Regions from separate parts of the Homo sapiens genome. Here region 1 is linked to region 2. A link is a loop called in an ENCODE intact Hi-C map of the cell type or tissue named here. Cell type or tissue: endothelial cell of umbilical vein. All regions are shown on one strand.

What was found. Hi-C counts contacts between places; a loop is a spot of excess contacts. Peaks named below come from ENCODE experiments on the same cell type or tissue, not always from the same donor. Only the 100,000 strongest peaks of a DNase experiment are listed, where the experiment ranks them.
Region 1: a loop joins it to region 2, with 6 times the contacts of the local background. A loop is called at or near these places in 2 of 110 quality-filtered maps.

What each region holds. Positions count from the first base shown.
Region 1 is chr13:76,511,731-76,514,230 of GRCh38, forward strand. The region is part of intron 2 of LOC105370263 (a long non-coding RNA gene); the gene reads left to right. Among named protein-coding and RNA genes, the nearest start is that of KCTD12, 370 kb to the right of the region's middle. In endothelial cell of umbilical vein, no CTCF peak of the experiment used is centred here; a DNase peak (open chromatin) is centred at 1,251; H3K27ac peaks cover 1,767 bases.
Region 2 is chr13:76,807,839-76,810,338 of GRCh38, forward strand. No RefSeq gene overlaps it. Among named protein-coding and RNA genes, the nearest start is that of KCTD12, 77 kb to the right of the region's middle. In endothelial cell of umbilical vein, no CTCF peak of the experiment used is centred here; a DNase peak (open chromatin) is centred at 1,293; H3K27ac peaks cover 938 bases.

The DNA of each region.
Region 1 (2,500 bases), 300 kb before region 2:
TTCAATATAACATATAAGATTTTTTTACTATAGAATTTATCTAGTTGACTAGTCTGATTGTCATATCTGGTTGACTAGTATATGGTTGATTTTTGGTATGTTTTCTATGAACAGTTGAAAATGATACATTTGACTTGGATTTGGAGTACAATATGTCTATATTAAGTCTCTTCTGCACCTTTTCTCTTTGTCAACACCAGCCATTAAATTCTAAAAAATTTTGTTAAATCTTCTACTCTGGCTGTGGTTTGGTTGAATTCTGCCTGAATTTCTAAGAAAATGGTTGATAGGTAGGTAGGTAGATAGATAGATAGATAGATAGATAGATAGATAGATAGATAGATAGATAGATAGATCATGGATATATGCCTCAATGATTATGCCTTGTATTTGTTGAGAACAAACATCTTCATGTGACCTAAAAGATTACACTTCGGTTTTCTGAACCATCACTGTGTTTTTCAACATCATATTTGGAAGAGGACCTGGGTTTAAGTTCTGTCTTATGTGTTGTCATTATCAAATCAGGCTATTTGTTTAAACTCTTTGAGCCTTAGTTTTCTCATTTGCAGAAGCAAGATAATAATAGTCCATTCTACCTTAATAAATTGTTATAAGGAGCATAGGAAAGTAAATAATGTAGTTTTTTAAAAGTAGAGTTTTTCCAACATAAAATACTATTTTTTAATATTTATTTACTTGTAAGTTTCAAACCTATAGCTGATATTTTTCTAAGGCTGTAATTGGCTAGCTTCTAAAGTTAAAATCCTAAGTTTGAGAAAATATTTCAAGAGTTATCTGAAGAGTTATTCAAGAGTTAGTATTGAATACTAACTCTTTAGCTTTCTTAAATAGTTTATTAAACTGTTTTTTTCACTGGAGTACTAGGGAGAAGAGACGAAATCTCACTCTTGAGGTTAGGAATAAATTCTGCTTTTTTTTTTTTTTTTTTTTTTTAACAGCTAGAGCATTGAATGTGAATCCTCTTCAAAGTTCATTTTATCCCCTAAATTAACTTCAGTGTGTTTGTTTTAGAACACTATGCTCTTATATGTGATTCAAGGGGCATATGGTCCCTTCATTGGAAAATAAAGAACAGATGTGTGGTTTAGATAAGTACACATAAACATGTGAAGGTCAATGGCAGGTGACTCATTGCTTTCACCATATTGTGGAAGGGATATGAATAATTTCCTTAGAGGAAATTTAATCCTTGATACAGTGACATCAAAGAAAGCATTATTTTATTTATTTTACTAGATAAGCATAAAAGAATCTAACAAAGAATACAGGTTTCTCTGGGAATCCAGATGACGGATTTAAGAAAATGTGCTGAAAGTCAATCTAAGTGCTTAACTCACATGTCAACATAGACTCACATTAACTAAGAACAGGAACATCTTAAATATACTTCCCTTTAATTTATTTGAGTATGCAATTCATTTTTCCTGAAAAGACTATGGGTAACTTGGCATAGTAGAGTGTTTTATTGATTTTGTCTTCAGATATCAAAATATTTTATTGGAGTCCCTTGAAATAGAAACTGAGCATGTAACCTTTAATAGAAAAAAATGAAATCATAAGTTCCGGAAAAACTTTAAAAATCTATTTTTACTTTTTGCCTGTCTTTGCTAGGATTTTCCATGTTGATCAATTCAAGAGTTTTCTGGGCCAGGCACAGCGGCTCATGCCTGTAATTCCAACACTTTGGAAGGCTAAGGTGGGCGGATCACTTGAGGTCAGGAGTTCAAGACCAGCCTGGCCAACATGGTGAAACCCTGCCTCTACTAAAAATACAAAAAACTAGCTGGGAGTGGTGGTGGCACACAACTATAGTCCCAGCTACTGGGGAGGCTGAGGCAGGAAAATCGCTTGAACCAGGGAGGCGGAGGTTGCAGTGAGCCAAGATCGCACCACTGCACTCCAGCCTAGGCGACAAGAGCAAGACTCCATCTCAAAAAAAAAAAAAAATAGTTTTCTGGATGGCAAAGCAAGTCTTAAAACTGACAGGCAGCACTCTGCTAGCCTTCAGAGAGAATCACATTTACACTTTTCCCATCAAGGCAAACTCTTTTCTGGTTCCACCACTTTTATTCCCACAGCTGTGAGAAAATCAGTCCAGACTGTAAACCCTTGAACCTAGACTCCAAAAACAACTTCCTCATCAATTCCCCTAGTACTAACTTCTTTTTCCTATTTTTTTTTTTTTTTTTTAAGACAGGGTCTCAGTCTGTTGCCCAGGCTGGAGTGCAGTGGCATGATCATAGCTCATTGCAGCCTCAACTTCCCAGGCTCAAGTGACCCTCTCACCTCAGCCTCCCTAGTAGCTGGGACTACAGGCACGTGCCACAATGCCTGGCTAATTTTTTGTGTGTTTTTTGTAGAGAAGGGGTTTCATCATGTTGCCCAATCAGGTCTGGCCCAAGTGATCCGCCCACCTTGGCCTCCCAAAGTGCCGAGCCTAGTAGCAACTCCTAACTCCATCAAACAATAATACAAA
Region 2 (2,500 bases):
TTTTTTCCCATCTGCCAGCCTGGTGCAACAAACATAACCACTTTGGAAGCCACATGGCAAAGATGACAGAGCCACAAGACGGAAAGAGCCTAGGTCCCTAAATCGTCACCAGGAAGCTCTAATCTAAAAAACAAACAAACAAAAAACACTCTTTAGGATGTTCCACAAGCAAGAAATAAAATTCTATTGTGTTTAAGCCATTATACATTCTTTACTCAAATTTTGTGTTACAGCAGTGATATGGTTTGGATGTGTGTCCCCACCAAATCTCATGTTGAAATATAATCCCCAGTGTTGGAGGTGGAGCCTGGTGGGAGGTGTTTGGGTCATGGGGGCAAATCCCTCATGGCTTGGTGCTATTCTCAGGACAGTGAGTGAGTTCTCACAAGATCTTGTTGTTTAAAAGTGTGACACCTTCCCCCTACTTCTCTCTTGCTCCTGCTTTCACCATGTGAGATGCTGCTTCCATTTCGCTTTCTGCCATGATTATAAGCTTCCTGAGGCCTCCCCAGAAGCTCAGCAGATGCCAGCGCCATGCTCCTGTACAATCTGCAGAACTGTGAGCCAGTTAAACCTCCTTTCAATATAAATTACCTAGTCCCAAGTGTTTTTAATAGCAATGCAAGAAGGGCCTAATACCATATTCATATTCATATACATATTTATATGAATATACATATTCATATTCATATACATATTCATCTATATGTATTCATCTACATCAATCCACGTAAGTATCCAGGACCCTTTTATGTTTCTCCCATGGCCAGGCCAGTCTTTCTGGCTATGAGTACAACATGGAAATACATACTGAGAGCCAAAGTCCATTTTGTGATCCTGGCAACATTGTTAGTTGCAGGATTAGGATTACATGACTTTCAGTCCACTCATCTCTTCACCAGGAACATAGCTGTCTCTAGTGAATCTACCTTGACTGATATGCACCTTCATTCTGAGGTGCCCACCGTGGAGACCGTGGGCTTACTACACTGTTTTTCACTACAGCATTGCACTGGGCAGTTATGCTTCTGAAAACACTGCAGATGATGTAAAAGAGCCTGTACATAACAGATGTGAAGTGATATACATATATGGAGAGATACTATTATTGTTGTTTTCTTGTTACAAAAGGCACCTTTTTCATTGGCAGTCGTGTTTTTGATCCTTTCCCTTCATCTGGTGGGAAATCCTGTGTCACATTCTTCCCTGCTTAAGGCATGACCATAAAGTCAAATATTATTGTTAAGACAAATATTTTTATATTACACATTACACAAAGACACATATATTTATTATTAAATTGATTGTTTCTTGGAAACACACCCAGAAATGATTCATTTCTTAGAAAATATGGTAATAAAACATTTCATCTGAAACAAGACTATAGCATACGTCAAGTATGGCCAGTGGGTGATAAGTCACATTTCACTTTCTCAAGATTGTTTCAACAATGAGTAGACTCATAAGTAGCCTTTGAAATGAAAAACAGGAATTGGGAGGAGAAGGCAGAGCAAGAGCCTAGATAAGAAAAATAGGTCAAAATTAAGCATTGACATAGCTGAAGGAAATGTAGTTCAATACTCCGTATATAAATAATTGCCCTGATTAGATCTAAAGGAGTTTAAAAGAAGGTGTGGTTAAGTTAGAAGTGTCACCAGGAGGGCTTCCAGGCTTATTCTCCCTGAGACAAGGCTAAGTCCTTCCTTTTGTAGGCTCTGATATTTGATGTGGTCAGCATCCATGGGTGGATTCATCTCTTGGGAATTTAAAGTCAATAGAGATTGAGGAGTAAACAAGAAAGCCAACATATTCATCTACATCAATCTATGCAAGTATCCAAGATCCTCATGTGTTTCTATAGCCAGCCCAGTCTCTCTGGATATGAGTACAATGTGGAAATACATATGACAGCAGAAGTCCACTTTGTGAGCCTGGCAACATTGTTAATTGCAAGACTGGGATTACCTGACTTTCAGTTCATTCATTTCCACAGTAGGAACATGCCTGTCTCTAGGAGTCAATGCATCAAGCTATTGAAGATGTGGGTCTTTCCCCCTCTTGGGAGACAGCTTGAATGGACAAGGCCAACTTTGACCTTTCTGTCTTTTGTTTTCCTTCATCCCACACTTATCTGTCCTTTACTTCTCCACCCATGCCTGAATGTACCATTTTTTCTCACTCTTCATAATATTAATAGGCTTAAACAATGTTCTTGAGTTGCCTGTTAATTGCATGTGAAATGCCTTATTTCTAAGATGAATCATCCTGATATGGTTTGGCTCTGTGTCCCCACCCAAATCTCATGCTGAATTTTATTCCCAATGTTAGAGGAGGAACCTGGTGGGAGGTGATTGTATCATATTCCCCCTTGCTATTCTTGTGATAGTGAGTTCTCACAAGATCTAATGGTTTAAAAGTGTGTGGCACTTCCCTCTTCACTCTCTCTCTCTCCTATTGCCATGTGAAGATGTGCTTGCTTCCTCTTTACCTTCTGCCATGA